Linked DNA regions of Homo sapiens: all the other regions are linked to region 4. Evidence: chromatin loops called from intact Hi-C (ENCODE). Cell type or tissue: heart right ventricle. All regions are shown on one strand. Region 1 overlaps RAP1GAP2 (RAP1 GTPase activating protein 2). Region 2 overlaps RAP1GAP2 (RAP1 GTPase activating protein 2). Region 3 overlaps RAP1GAP2 (RAP1 GTPase activating protein 2). Region 4 overlaps RAP1GAP2 (RAP1 GTPase activating protein 2).

The links. Hi-C counts contacts between places; a loop is a spot of excess contacts. Peaks named below come from ENCODE experiments on the same cell type or tissue, not always from the same donor. Only the 100,000 strongest peaks of a DNase experiment are listed, where the experiment ranks them.
Region 1: a loop joins it to region 4, with 2.9 times the contacts of the local background. A loop is called at or near these places in 6 of 110 quality-filtered maps.
Region 2: it touches region 4 in a loop (4-fold over the local background); 54 of 110 quality-filtered maps call a loop at or near these places.
Region 3: it touches region 4 in a loop (6-fold over the local background); 24 of 110 quality-filtered maps call a loop at or near these places.

The regions. Positions count from the first base shown.
Region 1 is chr17:2,980,789-2,985,788 of GRCh38, reverse strand. It overlaps RAP1GAP2 (RAP1 GTPase activating protein 2), which reads right to left. Exons shown (of 25, transcript NM_015085.5): 10 at 4,541-4,594; 11 at 723-806. Among named protein-coding and RNA genes, the nearest start is that of RAP1GAP2-AS1, 17 kb to the right of the region's middle. In heart right ventricle, CTCF peaks have their summits at 2,541 and 2,742; a DNase peak (open chromatin) is centred at 2,778; H3K27ac peaks cover 1,676 bases.
Region 2 is chr17:2,927,256-2,932,255 of GRCh38, reverse strand. All of the region lies in intron 3 of RAP1GAP2 (RAP1 GTPase activating protein 2), which reads right to left. Among named protein-coding and RNA genes, the nearest start is that of RAP1GAP2-AS1, 36 kb to the left of the region's middle. RefSeq lists enhancers at 1-743, 744-1,490. In heart right ventricle, CTCF peaks have their summits at 1,803 and 2,004 (motif pointing right); a DNase peak (open chromatin) is centred at 2,025.
Region 3 is chr17:2,902,386-2,907,385 of GRCh38, reverse strand. It overlaps RAP1GAP2 (RAP1 GTPase activating protein 2), which reads right to left. Exons shown (of 25, transcript NM_015085.5): 3 at 2,018-2,102. Among named protein-coding and RNA genes, the nearest start is that of RAP1GAP2-AS1, 61 kb to the left of the region's middle. RefSeq lists enhancers at 3,360-4,022, 4,023-4,685. In heart right ventricle, no CTCF peak of the experiment used is centred here; DNase peaks (open chromatin) are centred at 1,885 and 3,095; H3K27ac peaks cover 912 bases.
Region 4 is chr17:2,851,278-2,856,277 of GRCh38, reverse strand. The region is part of intron 2 of RAP1GAP2 (RAP1 GTPase activating protein 2); the gene reads right to left. Among named protein-coding and RNA genes, the nearest start is that of RAP1GAP2, 57 kb to the right of the region's middle. RefSeq lists an enhancer at 1-146. In heart right ventricle, a CTCF peak has its summit at 2,936; DNase peaks (open chromatin) are centred at 1,417, 2,507, 2,857, 3,337 and 2 weaker places; H3K4me3 peaks cover 2,937 bases; H3K27ac peaks cover 2,561 bases.

The DNA.
Region 1 (5,000 bases), 130 kb before region 4:
AAGGTTCCCACACAAGTGACAACCCCTCCCCAGGTCATTTGCTCACAGAGTACACCATCAGACTCGCATTCATGAAACACACTTTGAGAAACATGGTTCTGGCCAGTTAACTCCAAAGCAACGTGTGAGGGCTACAAAACACAGAGGCTGAGCAGTGGTGTGCTGGCATATTTTGAGTCACTGGCTCTCCAAAGGAGGAAGATAGAAACCCTGGTGTTTGCAAATTTCCATAGTGTAAATACTTCCACCATGGTTGACTTCAAGCTGCCAACATGATGTCACGGAACAGAGTTGTGAAGAGACGCACCCAGCTGGCTCCATCACATCACTCAAGTTTGGGGAGAAAAAGCTAATTCCCAGTGGGGAGAAATTTGGGCAAGGAGAGAGCAGCCTATGCTCCTCCATTCCCTTGACCTAGTCTGGTTTTTCTTATAACCAGCAGCCCATAAATACGTAGAAGACGAGGCAGCCAGGAAGAATGAGAATTTGCTATATTAAAAAAAAAAAAACATCACTGTTTAAGGACGTGCAGGCCTTTTTGTAAGAAGTACCCTTGCTGGAAAGTTCTGCCACCTCCAGTCTAATTCATACCTTAAATGTGACCGTTGTATTCCAAATGCTTCAGAACGCAGGTCAGGACTCCTGTGTTCTGGGTGGGGATAAAAAGAGTCCTAAGTGAGAAACCACGGGATACAGTCACCGGTATGGATGGTGCTGCTTACCTGCCTGGCTTTTTGATAAATGACTCCGAATTTGAATGTGTTGTTGACTTCATGCTCATCATAGGACACAATCATTTGGGAGGCCTGGAAAATGTGGCAAGAAAAAAAAAATCAACATTTGTTAAATTTGGAAGCAAGTGAGGAAGCACATGGCAGGGGAAGCATCCATTTGGGGAGAGAATGTGTTCCCTGGTATGAAACATCCACATACACGGAGGGAGAGAGAGAGAAATAATAAGTAGACAGTCAGGCCGCAGCTCCAAAGTCAGCTAGCTTCTAAAACTTGGGCTTCCCCAGTAGGAACCAAACCTCTGTATCACTCATTCCACTCCCATCCAGATGTGCCAGTCAAGGCTCGGGCACATGTGTCCAGCAGCTTACTTAACCCTAGTGTTGAATCTGTGGTGTAAAAAGTGAAGCCAAAACCCCAAAACTGGTCAGCAAGGATAACTCTAGTCCTAATTCCACCTCTAATCAGCAGCATGAGTCCGAGCAAGTCACCGCTCCTGACCAAACTTCAGTCCCCTCTGCATAAAATGAGAGGTCTCTAAGGAGACCACGCTAAGGAGGAACATACCCTAATACAATATGCAAAGAGGAAATGTTTAAAACCTGACTCCTGGTTCTATCTAATTTTCCGTTACGCATCATAGAGTTGATGACTGGGATCAGAAAAATTAAACTCCAAGTTTTTTCGGGTTTTGTTGTTTTTGTTTTTTGAGATGGAGTCTCGCTCTGTCACCCAGGCTGGAGTGCAATGGCGTGGTCTTGGCTCACTGCAACCTCCGCCTCCCGGGTTCAAGCAAGTCTCCTGCCTCAGCCTCCCGAGTAGTTGGGATTACAGGCCCCCACCATCACACCGGCTAATTTTTGTATTTTTAGTAGAGACGGGGTTTCACCATGTTGGCCAGGCTGGTCTCGAACTCCTGACCTTGTGATCCGCCTGCCTCAGCCTCCCAAAGCGCTGAGGTTACAGGCATGAGCTACCACGCCCAGCCTAAACTCTAGTTTTGAATCCACTGTTTTTACCTATGTAGCTTTGAGTGAGCTGCTTCTCTGGAGCTGAGTTTCCTCATCTGTTAAACGCAGATGTGTGGTTATGAAGATTCAAAAAGAAAGAACTGAGCACAGAGCAGCTATCATCATCATCAACACCATCATCATCTATATGACCCTCCAGAAATATCAGAGCTGAACCAGCTTACTGGGGGAAGAAAAGATCTGGGAGCTGTTGGGATAACCTCAGCAATAAAAAGGAGGGATTCTCAGTGTGGAGACTTGAAATTTGAACGTCCCTTCCAACTTTTACATTAAAAATAAAAAGACAAGAAAACTGAGTATCATTTTTCACCTGTACAAGGAATAGTAATGGATCGTCTTACAGTTGGTCTAGGAAAAAAACCTTGGTGTGTGTTATGGACAATTAACTGTTAAAGCTATTTTAAATTATCTGTACTTAGCAGAGTACTTTCGACTTGAGTGATCTGAGCTGAATTTGAAGACCATTAATAAGTTATGTTTGGAAGTTTTAACTTCAATGAAGTAATTATTTGCTACGAAAGACACAAACATTAAATTACTAAACAAAGATGGCGCAATATCTTTGTTTCTGTTTTGTTTTGTTTTTTATGACGCTCCTGAGAATCAACCCAACTGAAGCATGTCAACGCACTTGAATGAGAAACGTGTTTAGCGTCCAAAGAGCCCAAAAAGGCACCAGTGTGAAAGGTTCAATCTCAGAGGCTGGTCAATTACCGTGGCACACTTTCTGGTCACTTTGCACAACTTAGATTTGAAGGACAGCGGTGAAAACATTAAATGTGACATTTAAAAAAGAAAAAAAAAAAGGAGGGATTCAACCACGCGTTATGCGAGAGGAAGAACAAACCAGGAACGACTTATTGGCCGGAATCTGCGGCCTGTGTGAGGTTGCCACACACTGTGTGTCTCTGTGAGGCTCTCAGCTGTCAGCTGTCTGGGGAAACGGACGCTTCGCAGCTCCCCCAGCGACGGCGCTGCTGCCCGACCCTGGAGCCTCCACTCCTGCCTGGGTGAGTCACAGGGGAGGAACAGCTGCCCTGCCAGGGAGAGGCACCAGGCCATGGAGAACGTCCAAAGAACGTTCTAAACTCTGCAAATTTTAAAAACACACACATGCGTGCATCTCAGCCAGATGAACATCCCAGCCGGACTCAGCGGTCCTTCAGATACAGAAAACATGAAAATACAGCTGCTCTTCCATTATGACCAAGGCCCGAGGCTTTCCAAGGGATAGAGAGAACTCTGCAAATAAACACCATTGGTCCTCTCGGTGGCTAAGATTTGACAACCAAAATTGCCAAACCGGTAGTTAAGTTAGACCTTTATGATGGGATTTTAATGTCTGGTTAAACCCCACTCATTCAGTTGTAATTATAAAGGGGAGGTCAGTCTCAATGAGAGAAAATGTTCAATGAAGCGTAGCATACTCCTGGTATCAACAGATGCTAAAACAGCTAAACAGAGGCACGTGGAAGACGAAAGGCTCTGTGCAGGAAAGGACTCCGCCATTCGCTCAGCCACTGCAGATGGATACACGGCTGCTTCTGAGAGTGGCATGCCCAATCCTGAACACTGAAAGTGTTTGTTCCAGCCGGGCGAGGTGGCTCACGCCTGTAATCCCAGCACTTTGGGAGGCCAAGGAGGGCAGATCACCTGAGGTCAGTTCGAGACCAGCCTGGCCAACATGGTGAAACGCCCGTCTCTACTAAAAATACAAAAATTAGCTGGGCATGGTGGCGCACACCTGTAGTCCCAGCTACTTGGGAGGCTGAGGCAGGAGAATCGCTTCAACCAGGAGGTGCAGGTTGCAGTGAGCCAAGATCACGCCACTGCACTCCAGCCTGGGTGACAGAGCGAGACTCAGTCTCAAAAAAAGAGTGTTTGTTCCAGGGGATTCTGGATGTCTCTGCTGGAATGGGGCCTCTCTTCCTCACCAGACATTTCATCTCACGGGTCCTGGTTGTCAGAGTTGGGACTCAGAGGATAGACAGAGCCGGTCCCAGCAGGCCTCAGCCGCTGCAGCGTGACCCACGGCAGAAGCTCAGAAGCACAGCTCTGCTTCCGTTGTCCCTCTCCAGAGCCTGCTGGCCCATGAAGACGCAGTCGATGCACTGGGTCTTTTCCTGTGGCCAATTTCAAGCAATTCACTGTCCATGGGTGACTTCAGTCCTCTTGTGCCATAATTATTCCTCAGTGGGTTTATTATTATTGCTCTTCTTCCCACTCACACGCCCATATCAGAACTGGGGTCAGTATCAGGCCAATTCAAAGGAAGCTGATATCAGAAAACCAGCTGGTTTATAAATGAAGGCAGCAGAGGCTTATATGGCCGGAGAGCTGCAGTAACACAGGCAATGGCGGGGCGGCTGTCTGGCCTTTCTCTTCTTGGTGTCTGCCTGCTGTACTTCCCGCCCCTCTGTGACAGCAGACTGGATCTGCACCAGCCCCCAGCTACAGAGTCACGTCCACCTCCAGCACTGGCCTCAGGGAGGTACCAATGAGGTGTGGTGGAGAAGCTACAACACTGCTACCCTCTGTCACCTTCACAGCAGCCTGGGGACCAATTCAGCTGGGCTGGAGACCTAGGCATGGCTGAGGTTGGGTTCCCAGTGGAGCAGTTTGTGAAGGGGTGGGCAGGGAGAGAGGGAGACATGGAAGCTTATTATGGAGACCCCACGAAACCCCACTATGATGCAGAGAACTCCCCAAAGAGCCACAGGTCTGCAAATCCTTGCCAAGCTGCAGGGCCCCTATGTTGGGAGCATGAAGGTCCTTACCTTGGGGTACAGGACAGGATTGAATCTCAGTCCCACTGCATCATCACAGAAAGCCTGAGAAGGGAGAAGAAGACGCAGGTCAGGGATGATATCTGTAGAGGACATCTGGGCTCCTCTGCCCACCTGGACAATGCGGCATGGGAGGGCGAGGCACATGGGTCAGGAGGCCTGGGCGGGGATTCTGACTGCTGCTCACTAACACGTGCCCAGGCAAGTCAACCGCCCTTTCTGGGGTTTGCTGATGAAGTGTGGGAAGGGATTAGACAAAGCCTGAGGCTCGTCACCGTTCTGGCCTGAAGACAAGGCCAAAAACTATCCAGCCCACAACTGCCACCAAAGGTTTCCAGCACAATTCTGTGACATTCCTGCTCCCAGAGTGAGGGTCCAACCAACCCAGCTGACTCTCTTGCTCACCCACTTTGCTAACTCAGTTCTCAGGTTCGCAGCCTCCTTACTCAAG
Region 2 (5,000 bases), 76 kb before region 4:
CCAGCCAGGCACCCTCTGCTTCAGCGCGAAGGAGGAAAACACAGCGTCCCATCCCCCATGACCACATCAGCACTGCTGGGAAGCAGCAAAAGCAGATTTACAGATGAGCTAAACCAGAATTTCAATTATCTGGGCTCTTCCTGTTAACATCCTCCTCCACCTGGGACAACGGATTACTGGGACTTTGCTGGAGCCGTCCCTGGCCTAGTGCAGAGCAGGTGTTGATCAAATGCGCCGGACTGAGAACTGAATATATCATTATATATCTTTGTGCTGCTGGGTAAAGGGCGGTGTCAGCGAAGGAGTCATGAGAAGCTGGAAATTTTGGGGGGCTTGTGCTTCTGATGTGCCTGAGAGATGCCATCTCCATAACCCCAACTCAGCCCCAGCATCCCCTAACCTGCCCTTCCCCTCACCAGAGGGAAGAGGAAGGCTGAGCAAGGCGCCAGCCTCCTCACTTGCTGGGAGTTTCATTTCAGGCTGACCTGCAAGAAGAGGGGACATCTGCAAATTGCATGTTCTGTTCCTTTCCCATCTTCCAGTTAATGATTACTTAAATAAGTGCTTCGGTCCCGAGTGATTCTAACAGTCAGTCAGTCCCCAAGCTCCCACAGCCTAATTATACATGAACAACCGCATGGGGGCTTTAATGCTCAACAGCTCTCTTCCCTATAAGCTGTATGTTAAATAACACGATTGCCCCACCCCCTTTTGCCAGCTGGGGCTGAAGAAGGGGGTGCTGGGGCAAACGAGGCCCTAACGAGGTTAGGGTAGGGACAATGGGCTGTCCTTCCCGGCCCCGCTGTCCTGGCTGGGGGAATCACTCAGCTGCAGATACATTCACACCAACGTGGCGTCCCACAATATCCACCCCCAAACAGACATCCAAAACACTTGATACAACAAAGAACTAACCACAACATTCACAGTCACGTTCACCCAACACACACACACACACACACACACACACACACAAGAAACACTCACTCATGGCAAACATACACGCCTAGCCCTCAGCCAGGTTTATCAGCCCAAAAGGTGGGGACCATGACCCAGCTGCACACACCCTCCTGCCATAAACAGTTATCATCTGTTGTGGTTTCTCTTCTTCTTTTTTTTTTTTTTTTTTTTTTTGAGATGGAGTCTCGCTCTGTCACCCAGGCCAGAGTGCAAGGGCACGATCTCGGCTCACTGCAGCCCCTGCCTCCCAGGTTCAAGCGATTCTCCTGCCTCAGCCTCCCAAGCAGCTGAGATTACAGGGCATGCCACGCCTGGCTAGTTTTTTTGTATGTTTAGTAGGGATGAAGTTTCACCATGTTGGCCAGGCTGGTCTCAAACTCCTGACCTCAAGTGATCTGCCCGCCTCGGCCTCCCAAAGTGCTGGGATTACAGGCGTGAGCCACCACGCCCAGCTCTTTTGTTTTGTTTTATATTGTATTTCTTTGTTTCGATTTTGTTTTTCTTTGCATTTTGTTTTGTTTCGTGCAGTTTCTAATTTGCCTGTCCTGTGGTCCCCCCACTCAAGCACAAAGGTAACACAAGAGGCACCCAGAGTAAAGGAGGACACGTTAGAGACCTCAGCCTTTGTCTTACAATCCGACAGCTTTTCTACCAAAAGAGAGCGATGCCTCTGTGCGTGTGTTTGAAGCGGCATTCCCACCTGGCTCCAAGAGCTGGTGCTGCCTTGCAGACCTCGGCTGAAGCTGCAGGCCAGGCAAGACTGAAACTCCGGATGAGCCTGCGAAGTAGGAAATGCAGGGCAAGTAACAGAAGCCTCCATTCCGAGTGAGGAAGCTGCCACGCCCCCACTCAGGCCTGGTCTAATGAGGTCTCCAGGGCACCTGAGCACTGAGGCTGGCAGTGGACGCAGGGCAGGGTCCCAGTTCCTGGCCGCCTGACCCTCTGGGTCTACCCAGCTGGCACAGTGAGCAGCTGGTGGGCTTGTCACCCCTCCCCAGACCCCCAGCCCCAGCCACAGGCTCCCACGTGGTACTGATGGTATTGGCCACAAGGGGGCCTGGTGAGCCACTGTAGGAAGGTCCAGACCCACAGCTGGGACAATCCCGCTCCCAGTCATCTCCCAGCCAGCGATGGATGAGGCTGAGGCAGTTGACTGCAAGGCAGATCCATCTCGAAGAGAGCCCTGGCCTCTTACAGTCCCAGACACCCTTCCAGGAGCCTTTCAGAGCCACACAGGGCAGGTGACACACCATGGCCCCAAGGCACTAAACTAAGAGGTCCTTTGGCCACACTGCTACTCAGAGGGAAGGGTGAGCAGGTGGCTCCGGGAGTGACGAGTCTGCTCATCGTGGCCCTGCCCCCCGCCGAGGCCTGAAGGACAGGCCATGTCTACTGGAGAAGTGGGTGCACTGGTGATCTCGGGGTGCACTGGTGATCTGGGCTGAACCTACAAGCCTCAGGCTGGGCACGCACCCTCAGGACCGTCATCTCCTGGAACTATCAGGCAGCCTGGATCAGGGCTGCCTCTGGAAAACAGTGTACCCAGGAAAAGAGCCCACTGCCTTCGTGGAGCGGGCAGGGCAGTCCCGGGGTCTTCGCTACCAGGGGCATAACCTGGCCTTGACACATGAAAGGCAGTGAAGGGAAGGAAGCCTAAGCAACGGAAGAGGGCAAGCATGAGGCACATGCAGGGAAAACAGTCAACCTCACCTGCTCCCCGTGTTGATGCCAAACGATCCCTACGAGGAATGACTTTACCAGGAACCAGCTCACCAACTGCCCCAGGAGATGCCCCAGGCAGCCATGTGTGCACCTCCAGCAAAGAGGAGGCTGGCTTACCTTCTTCCACCCTGCAGATGGAGCGCCCCTTCCTCTTAATAAATGCCGCCCATCACAGTCACCTGGCGGGGCCAGGGGATTGCCAGATTCCAGCCCTCACTCATCGCCTGTGCCGGGTGCACACCCTCCACAGGCCCTGCCCCCTCCACAGCCTCTTTGCAGCCTAAGGCAGACAAAAATCTGCATGAGCTTCCCCAAAGGCCCCTGCCTTTTATTTTTTTCTTGAGATGGAGTCTCACTCTGTCGCCCAGGCTGGAGTACAGTGGCGCGATCATGGTTCACTGCAGCCTCAAATGCCTGGGCTCCAGGGATCCTCCCGCCTCAGCCTCCCAAGTAGTTGGGACTACAGGGGTGCACCTCCATGCCCAACTAGTTTTTGTTTTTTAGAGATGGAGGGGTCTTGCTATGTTGCCCAGGCTGGTCTTGAACTCCTGGCTTCAAACAATTGTCCTGCCTCGGCTTCCCAAAGTGCTGGGATTACAGGTGTGAGCCACTGAACCCAGACAGCTCCCCACCCTGGAAGCTCCACCCAGCCAGTGAATCCAGACCAGCCCCTGGGTCTCTCAGGAGCCTGCCCAGAGCGATCAGGATGATAGTCTGCATGAGGCTGAGGCTATAACAGGCACCCCCACCCCTCCGACTCCCCATCCCTCACAACAGCTGACGACCAATTCCCAGAAGAGACCATCTGGGTCTTGGTGCAGGGCCCCCACACGCATCAAGCGAGGAGAATTAGAGATTATCGGTGGGCTGGAAGGCGCTGCTGGAGTGTTTGCCCGCCAGTGATATTGAATTTTAAACATGTGTGCCTGTTTACTCGCCCTGCCGGAGCCTCGCTGACTGCCCCGTAGCCAGGCAACGCTATCTGACCTGGGGGACCACGAGAAGGACTTTCCATGCCAGGCAGGTCACCTGGGGAGGGTTATCTACGTGCTGCTCATCTGAGCAGAAGGCAGTGCCTCCGTCCCTCCCACACCTTCCCACCCTCACCCCCAGGCGACCCCGGACACGCAGGCTGTCAACCATGGGCAGTCCACTTTGTCAGGACGAAACAGAGGGTGCCCCTGGTCCTCCTGGGAATGGAAGCAGTGGCGTGATTAGAACCGGACAGAAGCAGATTGCAGGATTAGGTGTCATTATCAATGTGGGAACCAGCTTTGCTGTTTCCCCACCGGCCGCATGGAGAGCCAGCAGGCTGAAATTGCAACAAGAAAGATTCCGGTTAGACAGGAGGAAGGCGGCGATGTGTGAATGGGAAGCGGACAGTGGCACCTTCCTTCAAGTAAAATTGGGCAAGTCCAAATCAGAGCTGGGCAAAGCTTAACATAAGTCTTTTTTCTTCCTCTCTCAAGGAGTGGTGGCTTTTCCATCAGTTCCATCAGTTGCTGGGGGATCAGCAAGCAGCTGACTGACGGTAACAAAACCAAGGTCATAGCTCCTCTAGGCTGCAGCGTGTGTGCTATGTCCCTCTTCTCTCTGTGGAAATGCTTAGGCACATATTCCATCCCTGCCCTTCAAGTCTCATGGTCGTGGGATCAGGGCAAGGACATCTGATACTGTATCATCAGTCACGGGCTCGCAAAGCAATGAGATCAGGCAGGTGAAGAATTAGTCCCAGAACTACGGAATCCCACAGAGGGAAGGCCCGCTATGCGGTGGGCCGGCTAGCGTTTCCTCTAGGAAGCAGGTAGAGATGCCCATTTTACCGATGAGGACCCAGGGCTGAGCAAAGCCCATGAAGGTGGGTCCTTGTGATAGGCCAAATACTGCCCCCCAACACTCACACCCAGAGGTGCCCTTGTCCCAATCCCCAAAACCTGGGAATGTGTGAGGTTACACGGCAAGGGGGAGTTCAGGTTGTGGCTAGAATTAAGGCTGCCCCTGAGATGGGAAGAGGGGCCTGGATGACCCAGGTCCACCCAGTGTGATCAAAAGAGTCTCTGTAATGAGAAGGAGGCAGAAGAGAGGGAATCCGAGAGACGGCGGTGTGAGAAAGACTTGCTCAGCCGGGCGCGGTGGCTCACGCCTGTAATCCCAGCACTTTGGGAGGCCAAGGCGGGCGGATCACGAGGTCAGGAGATCGAGACCATCCTGGCTAACACGGTGAAACCCCGTCTCTACTAAAAATACAAAAAATTAGCCGGGCGCGGTGGCGGGTGCCTGTAGTCCCAGCTACTCGGGAGGCTGAGGCAGGAGAACGG
Region 3 (5,000 bases), 51 kb before region 4:
CCGAGCACTGGGCCTGGCTGAGCATGCGCACATGTGGCGGAAAGCTGTGGGTCTTGCCTGCCCCGCATCCCTTCCCCTTCTTCTCATGGTACCACCGCCATTTCCCTCTAGGACCTACCCCTCCCTCATTCTCAGTTCTTATGGTTTAGGTGGGCGGTCATGAGACCCAGGTCTGGCCAATCAGAGCCTTTCATCTTTCTGGTGCCGGTAATTGGTTCAGGGACAAACATGTGACCTAAGCCAGCCAATGAGCTTCTTCCCTGGGACTTTGTTAGAACTACTGGGGGAAAAAAATACTTTTCTTTTCACTGGGGTTACTTCACAGGTAGGAGCTGCTACCACCCTTCGGCTGCCACAAAGGCAGCTTGACAAAGAATGAAACCAACACAGAAGAGAGAAAGAATGAGACTGATCTTGCGGATGCAGTCATGCCTGCCGTCTATGCTTGCAATTACAAAGGCAAAAAATACCCTTTTATGACTAAGCCAGAGTGAGTTATGTTTCTGTCACTTACAACCAAGAGTCCTAACTAATACAAAATTCAAATAAATACTGGGTATTAAATGAATTAAATGAGTACATGAGTAAGTAAAATCTGCCAAGAGAATTCAGGGACTCCTCCTAGGAGACTGTCAGACTTCTCCCTGCAAACTCCTGCCATCTGTGAGGACAGAGACAAGCATCCCACAGCCACCTTTGTAGACCAAGGGGACACTCGGAATGGTGACAGGCTTCTTAGCATTACCCTGTGCAAAGAGCTGGCCCAGCACCCGGCTCAGATACCAACACTGAGCTGGGTGCTGGGGCAGGCACTAGGCTAGTGAAGGTGGTCTGGCTTCCACTGCCCTCTGGGTACTGCACAAGGAAGACAGCACAGCTCTCCTTGGTCAGCCCTGCACCCTGTCCTGCCCCCCCGCCCACCGCTGACCACTTAACCCACCCAGGGCAGGCTCTGGCTACCCCTCAACACACAGGCTCCTCGAGGCATACCACATGGCTCTGTATGTGATGGGTATCGGATACAGGACAACAACAGGAAGATGGATGGGTTTTATCTGCTTCCTATGGGTTGTCATCTTGCAAAAGATTAGGTTCAGGGAAGAGGAGGGGTGATGCAGAGCAGTGAGGAAGAGATGCCTGATGATCTCCCTGTGAGCCACTCAGAGCACAGCCCCAGGACAGAGAGGAGCTGGCCTAGATGTCCCCTCAGATGACTCAGGAGGCAGGTGACTTCTTCAGCACTAGTCCTCACTCACTCCACAGAGTGTGAAGGAAGGAGGGAGGCAGGGAGGGAGGGAGGGAGAGCGTGCATGCCAGCCTATGCAGAAACACTGGCTGAGCCAAAAGTCTCCTCTGAGGACCAGCTCAGGCCTGTGTGGCCATCCTGCCGAGGCGTCGGACTGAAAAGTGATGGGGGAAGGTCATGGTGGCAGAAGGGCACTGCTCCCTCGGCTCCCGTCCAGGAGTGAGAAGGTCCTGGGCCTAGCAGCCTGGACTGTGGTCTCCCCAGGAAAAAGGCTCACGAAGGAAGTGCTGATAAGAAAATAACTGCCACCCCGACCCGAACCTCCAGCCAACCCTTCCATGGGGACTGCCGTGAACAGGCCCAGCTCAGAAGGGCCAGCCAGAGGCCGGCAGACCAGCATGCAAATGCCCTTCAAGTCCCAGGAGGGCCACAGCCCAGCCCCAGGCAGTCCTTCTGGGCAGCTGCCTTCTATCCCCCGGCTTCCTCCTGGCTGGGCCCCTTGTTCCCAAACTCCACTACCAATTACCAAGAGTCCTGCCAACCCCATTTCAACCCCAATGTCCTCACCGCCCCTTGACACAGACACCCTGAGTCTCTTGTCATGCTTCCCCCGCACTGGTGCTTAACTGAACATCACCTCCTCCGAGGTGTCAGGACACTCCACAGCCCCACTGCGACGGACGCTGCTGGGCCTGGAGCCAAAGCCACAGCAAGGCCTCACAACTTCCCCACACTCTCCCCTCCCTGCCTTCCTGAATCGAAGCCTCTTACCTTCATGGTGGGAGGTGCCGTGAGAGGAGGGGAGAGCGGCCGGTCTGGGAGGGTCGCATCCGAGCTGTTGGCCAGCTCCTGCTTCCTGTGAAGAGGCCAAAAGAGGTGAGTGAGGACCTGCCTGCGCCTTCCCTTCTCTCCTCCAAGAGTGACTGGGCTCTCGGACACAGTTTAACATACAATGCAGGCTGGGTTGGGTGGCTCACGCCAGTAATCCCAGCACTTTGGGAGGCCGAGGCAGACGGATCACCTGAGGTCAGGAGTTCAAGACCAGCCTGACCAACATGGTGAAACCCCATCTCTACTAAAAATACAAAAAATTAGCTGGGCGTGGTGGTGCACGCCTGTAGTCCCAGCTACTAGAGAGACTGAGGCAGGAGAATCACTTGAACCTGGGAGGTGGAGGTTGCAGTGAGCCAAGATGGCGCCACTGCACTCCAGCCTGGGCAACAAGAATGAAACTCCGTTTCCAATTAAAAAAAAAAATACAATGCAGAAACCAGAATTGGGAGCATTTTCTTTACTCCAATGCACCAAAATCTAAAGCAGTGCTACTCTAAGTATGGTCCCTGGACCACCAGCGGCACCTGGGAACTCGAAAGACATGCACATTTGCAGGTGCACACCAGGCTCTCCAGTGATGAGCCCAGGAACCTGCGCTCCAACGAGCTCTCCAGGTCATTCTGCTACACGGCAAAGTCTGAGAACCACGGGGCTAAAGAGATCCAGGACTGGGGCTGGGTGTGAGAAGAGGAGGGGAGAAACGCGGATTCATTCTCCCTTGAGCCCCTCTGCACGTACACACACACACACACACACACACACACACACACACACAGGCCCTGGTCAAAAAGCTGTCCTCGGGAGACAGGGCTGCCTGCCGTGCAACCGCAGGTAAAACTTAACTTAGTCCATGTGGGCTAGGACGGTAGAGAGGCAGCTAAACAGAGTTGTGTCACCATGGCAACATGACTGCGACAAGTTTGCCGCGCTCACACACTCCCCACTTTCCATCTGGCCCTCGCTGGTGACCGGGGAGTGCTGTGTGCGGTCCCATCACCAAGCAGACGGTTTGGCATGGGATCAGCCTTCAGAGCCACGGCTGCACAACAGGGCCAGCTGGGCAGAGCCTGGGGAATTCCCGGGTGAGGGACTCCAGTGTCCTGAACAAGCTCTGGCTGTACCCAGGAGGGGACGAGGGGGCTGGGAGAACCGTATTAAAAGCCGAAGAGGGCCGGGCTGAGCCGTCAAAGCCCCCAACTTTACAAGTGTGTCCTCCTCTACAGCCCCGCTCTGAAGCAGCAGAGAGAGTCAGCCCAACCCCCAGGTCCTGCGTAAATGATCAAAGCACCCCCACTGCCACCTCCAGAGAATCCTTCTGCCCCTCTTCCCAGCCCAAGTCCTGCCAGCGAAGCGACAGTTCCAACCCCACACCTTCTTCATGACAGAAACCCACCCTCCCTACAGAGCCCAGCCCTCCAGGTTTCCAGGCCCAGACCCCATCCTGCCTGGCTCCCTGAGCCCACGGAGCAGGACCAGGCTGAGAACACTTCCAGGCTAGGCCTGGGTCATGTGTACCCCTGCCTGCCCCTGCAGTTGACCAGCCAGCCCTCCCTGTGGCCAACTAGGGAGCCACATCAGGGGCCTGGGGACTACCTGGCTTGGCAGAGAATCCATTCCACCCCATTAACCTGAACCTGGCAATCCCTGTCTCCTGCTCCCCATCTCCCTTCCTCTTTCTTTCTTCCTGGACCTTGTTGATGTAAGTTTTGATGGCTGGAGAGGGGGGACTCTCCCGCCTGATCCAGGCTGTAACTGGCTCAAGAAACCAGCAGGGCTGAGATAGCTCCTAGGTGTGTGCACACACTCTCACACACACACAAAAGCAGGCACCAGCTCCTGCTACCTCTCAGCTAGAGCTGCCAGCCTCCTTCTATGTACGGCCTTGGACATTACCACCGTAGGCTCCAGTCTGGCTGCTCTGCCAGACACTCACCTGCCTGTGTGCACAACAGAGCTGGGTCCAGCACAGGCTCACCGCCTCCTCCACCTGGCCCTCTCCCAAGCAGCCACAGCTCCTCCTCAATGGGCCTGGCCTTTAAGAGCCATGATGGGGGAAAGGAAGAATGATCAAGCAGGAGGGCATCACCCTCAGGTCCTCTTCGGGCCCATGGTGAGAATGACAGCTGCTCCCCTGTAAGGCTAGGAGCCCAGCAAGGAAAAGCACGCAGGGAGGGGAAGTAAAACAAGCCCCCACCAGATGCTATAGGGCGACTCTGGGCTTAGCAGAGGGCCTCTGGAGATGGCTCGCAGGCACCTTGATGGACAGCAGCCCTGGCTCTCCAGAAACACACAGTCCAGAGGAGGACAGAGCTGGTTTTAACATCACCGGTCACTGGACGCTCATACACACAGTCATGCTGTCTATTTTTCCCCATCAGGCACAAGGTGTCCACGCTCATGGCACCAGGGCACATATGATTATTGTTCAAGGCCCTGAGTCCCGGTCAAAAGGGCGCAGCATCCAACACTCCCTGAGCTGAGCCCCTCTCCCCTGCCTTTTCCCCCTGGATGCTGGATAAGCTCCTGGGGCCGGTCTCTACTGGACACTGGATAAGCTCCTGGGGCCGGTCTCTAGGAAGCGAGGCAGACTCTCAAGTCGGAGCACATGGCAGCTTCTGACCAGAAGGATTTCCCAAATGATGCCTGGGAGCTTGGAAGGCGCTAGAGCAGACATGAGCACCAGTGGTGACCAGCCTCATGCAAGCTCCAGCGCTGTGTCCAGGACTCCAGAGGGGGTGCCAGGGTGGGCAGAAGGCATGACTGCCACCCTCAAAAACATCTGAACTGGGCCCAGAGCGGTGGCTCATGCCTGTAATCCCACCATTTTGGGAGGCTGAGACGGGGGTGGATCACTTGAGGTCAGGAGTTCCAAACCAGCCTGTTCAACGTGGCGAAACCCCGTCTCTACTAAAAATACAAA
Region 4 (5,000 bases):
CCACCCCCCAACCACCACCCATTCTATACTCAGAATCAGGAATTGGTCCCACGCATCTGCCTTTCTATCAAGCCCATTTTCCATTCCAGCCCTCAAAGCAGGCCCAGGCTGTCTCAGAGTTGACCTGTTCACCACCACTCTACAGATAAAATGCTGAAGGGCAGAAAACAGAAGGGAATCCAAGTCCAGGGGAAGATGGACTCAGGCCCTGGAACATTGCACTCCAGAGTTCCCATGGCAGCTTCTTCTGCTAGACACACATGTCGCTGGCATCAGCCATTCCTAGACCACTTGCAGGATTTCCACTATATTTGTTAACACTTGTATTATTATTACTACTATTTCTATTAAATAGATTCACTTCAGCCGGGCACGGTGGCTCATGCCTGTAATCCCAGCACTTTGAGAGGCCGAGGCAGGTGGATCGCCTGAGCTCAGGAGTTTGAGACCACCCTGGGCAACATGGTGAAACCCCCGTCTCTACTAAAATACAAAAAATTAGCTGGGCGTGGTGGTGGGTACTTGTAGTCCCAGCTACTCCGGAGGCTGAGGCCCGAGAATTGTTTGAGCCCAGGAGGTGGAGGTTGCAGTGGGCCGAGATGGCGCCACTGTACTCCAGCTTGGGCTAACAGAGTGAGACTCCTCCTCAAAAATAAATAAATAAATAAATAAAATAGATTAATTCTTGTGACTTCATATGTTTAAAGAGATGTTTTATATCACTACCACAAATGGAAAAACATCAGTACCACTGGCCATTAACCAGGAGAGAATCCTAAAAATAAATGAAACAAAAACAAAAACAACCTAAGTTCTAGCCAGGCAACTGTTCCCCACTCAGAGGACCGGGAGCCGGAGGTCTGCTCTCTCTTAATTACAAAAGGAAGATTAGCAAGTGTTTAAAATGTGTTAAAGGCAGACTAGCATCCACCTGAAACTTCCCCTCAAAGAAATCACAAGGATTCGCAGAGAACTGAAAAGGGAAGAACTTTCTCACTAGGTGACTCAATGTTATTTCATGCTGAACCACCTTATGTCATTTTCACGGGAAATTCATTCTGTGCAGCGGGCAACATCTTGTTACACACATTATAGGAAGGGGGGACGAGAGGAATGGGGGACAACCCACCACAAGGGCAATCCATGCCAGCTTCTCAAAGTCCCCCGTATTCCCTGCCTACCACCACCCCAGGTACGTTCATACCTGTGGGCATATCCAGGGGCTGCTGGTCACCCCCAGGTGTCTCTGGTTCCACTGCCCGTGTCTTATAGGGTGCGGTATTAACCATTCCAAAACTCCTCTGGAAACTAGGATCCAGCAGGGTCACTGGAAGCTACCCCAAATCCTGATCCCGGCAACATCTCTGTGGGCAGTCAGCTTCCGCACTCCCCTCCCCCCATTGCTGGAGGCTCTGCCATGCACCCTAGCAGAACAGGGAGGCTTTGTGCCAACGACCTGCCTGGTAGCTCCTTGGGGTCTGGTGGATGTCAGACCTGCAGCTGCGGTTGCAGCCTAGAAAGCTTCCTCAGAACCTCCTTTGCCTACTCCAAACCCCACACCTCCCACCACACAGGTCGTCCAAAATGTCTCTGAAATAGCTAAAGAAAACTATTTTCAATATCCAGGAGCAAACGAAAGAACAAACGCCAGAAAGGCGAAGAGGCAAAGTCACCCTATGGCGGTGGGGCGAGAGGGTGGGTGGGGAGCGAACAACCTCCAAACTTGCTCCTCGCCTGCCGGCACCGAGCGCAGAGCAAGCGGATCTCGGCCAGGCAGGCACCTCGAGGGCTCAGCCAAGTTGCAGGAAGCAAATGGCAACACCGGCGCATGGAGCCGCCTGGGCTGGATCAATGGCATCCGCGGCTGCAGGCTTGGGGAACGGGGTCGCGGTCTGCAAAGGGTCTGGGGGCGACGGACTTGGGGTCCCTCCGTCAGGGATCCACCCCGATGCGCCCTCCCAGCGGCCCTCCGATTCCGCCAAGGTCCTGCCCAGGCTCCTCGCACCAGCCAGGGTCCGGGGCGAAGCTCCGAACTCGGTTCGCACGACGGTACCTGGAGAGGAGGCTTTTTTCTAACCAACACGGAACCAAACACCCATCGGAAAAGTCCACCCCAAAGAAAACTGGCATGCAGCAGGAGAGCGGAGGGAAGCGGCCGGCGCTGCAGGGGTTTACCTTTTCTCTTTATTCTGCCTCCGGGATTTGTGCAGGAGTCCGATGAGCACCACGGCGGCGCGGATCCCCGCCTTTCGGCAATGCCTCCTCCCCGCGGGCTGGGACATGGCGAGGCCGCCCGCGGTGCCCGACCTCGCCCGCCCGCGTCCCCGCAGCCCCGGCTCCGCGCGCTCCGCACCCGGCCCCTGAGCCCGCGCCCCGGCCCCCGGCCTCCGCCTCGCATGGGCCCCGCCCCGCCTAGGTGCGCCCCGGGGGTCAGGTGACCGCGCGCTCTCCCCTCCCTCCCGGCGACCTTCAGCGTCTCCTCGGGGCCCGCGGGGCAGCCGCCGTCCGCTCCCCCGGCGCGGGCATTTCCGAGGCTCGCTCGGGGCGCGGCCCGGGCCGGCGGCTCCCGGCTCCCGCTCAGACGCGCCGCCCGCGCCGGGACCCGCCCCGGCCCCGCCTCCCGCGCCCCGGCCTCGGCCGCCCGGATGGTGGAGGACGCGGGGCACAGGGAGCGGGCGAAGCGCAGGAGGAGGCGGACAGCGCTCCCGGGACCCCCCTGCCCGGCTCCCAGGCGCCCTCCCCGGCCCCGGCCCTGCCTCCCCTCGCCCGCTCCTTCTGGTCCCCGCCCGCACTCCCGCCGGCGGCCCCGAGCTCCCTCCCCAGGCAGAGGCGGCTGCCGCCCTCCCCGGCCCGGCCCCGGATACTTCCCCGATGCTGTCACTGCTTTTAAAACAGAGGGAGAGAAAACAGGCACCAAGAGGAAACGCGCGTCCTCCTCCGTCCAAACGAAACTGCCCGCGCGCGGTCCCCGTCCCCTCCCGGCCGCCCAGCGCTTACAGGGGGCACCTGAGCCCGGCGCCCGCCCCGGCTCGCAGCTCCCGGGCCCGGGTCCCCGGGTGGGAGCTTGCGGATGGGAGGAACGAGGCGGAATTCTGCCCCCGCCTCCCCGCAGAGTCGGCGCAAGGATCGCCGAGCTGGGATGCAGAGTGGGCTGGGGTCGGCTCCCCGCGAACACTGGCTCTCCCGGCCCTGGGAGTTTGACTCCACATGGGTTCAATAACCAACTTCACGGCGACCCCGCTTCCTCCTGGCGGGCCGGGCGCCCCCCACTCCGCCCTCCCCGCGCCCACCCGGGCCTGGCCGCTGCGCACTCGTCGCGTGGTCCCTCCCGCCCCTGCCAGCCGCGCGCGAGCCTCATCTCCTTCGGAAAGGAAGGGCGGAAGGTCGGAAGGTCGGAAGGTCGCGCCGGCTCCTGGGGAAAGGGCTGTGGCCTGGTCCCTACCATCGGCGCGGGGCCTCGCTCACAATCGCCCTCATCCACTTCCAGGTGCTGCCCAGCCTCCCAGCCCCCTCCCGCCTCACCCCTCCGAAGCATCACTCACAGCTTTGCCCCTCTAGGGAAAAGGAAGTGGGCAGGGGGCTGAAAGGAATTAGAACAAGCCAATTAGTCCATCTTTGGGGCCGAAGAGGTTCCCCCTGAGGCAATTTGCCTTGTTTTTTGTTGTTGTTTTGTTTTTTGTTTTGTTTTTAATAGTCTGGTGTTCAAGCAAACACAGAAAATCCAGGCAGGGAGGGGACCATGCTGGGTGGAGAGGGGAGAGGGACTGCAAACGAATTCGAGGGCCTGAGGCTTCAGCCCTGCCTCTCCAATGCCCACAGCTTCCTGCTGGCACTGGAGTTGGGGTGGAGGGGAGGAAGCCCCAGGGTGGTTCTTAAATGCACCTGGTCTATTTATGAAGCAGCCGTTACCACTGGCCTTGTGCCCCCCACCCCCACCCCCACCCCCTCCCTGCCGGGGTTGTGGGGGATCAGAGATATAGATAGCCATGGACATCTTTTTATAGCTAGAGATTTGAATGACCCGGGCCCCACTCCTGAGATTGGCGGTTAGGCAGGCTGCAAGTACTATGCCAGTAGTGACTTAAGAATTGGTCTGGAAAAAGAATAAAATGAGTGTCCTTGGTAGAGAAAAGGGAAGAGCTCCCAGCAGCATGCAACCCAGAGCTTCTCTTCCCCTCTCTCCCACCGCGCTATAGCACACAGCACCCGAGGACCCACAGGTTAGCTGATGGACCGCTTCAGTTAGATGGCAGGGAAGGTGATGAGGGCGCTGGCTTAGGTCTATCCTAGCGTTGGGTGTATTTTACCCACACACAGAAGGCTGCACCTCAACGGAAGGCCTGATCCTCCTTCCCAGCAGGTGAGAGTGTGGGAGCTAGTTCAGGTCAAGTGCACAGTGGGTAACAGGGTGGCTCACACCTGTAATCCCAGCACTTTGGAAGGCCGAGGCAGGCAGGTGGATCACTTGAGTTGAGACCAGGAGTTCTAGACCAGCCTGGGCAACATAGTGAGACCCCACCTCTCCAAACAACTACAACAGGGAATTGGGATGATGAAGGCACAAAATCCACCATGCAGGTTCCATTATTCATTCTCTTATTCTGGGGTTCCCAGCCCTCTAAGTCCTTCTACAAGCCCAGTGTCACTGCAAACACAAGGCTGTCCCCCAAAAAATCGTAACCTCTCAGCCCCTGACTCCTGAGTCTCTAAGAGGTAGAATTTTCCTGGCAGTGAGAGGTCCCATCCTTCTGCCCCTGCCCTACAAGCTCGCCACCTTTGGTGCATAAACAGCAATTTCCCCTCTTAACTCCCACTCCAGCCCCCACAGCCCATCACACCCACACCCCACAGAGGGGACCCCAAAGCACAAGAAAACCCATCAATAGCAGAGACTGGAACAACCATCAATGCTAGGCTTACCCATTCCACCAGCATTTATTAAACATGTACAGTATGTCCAGCTTTATGCAAGAGACCAGGGCAAGAAAGAAAAATGGAAG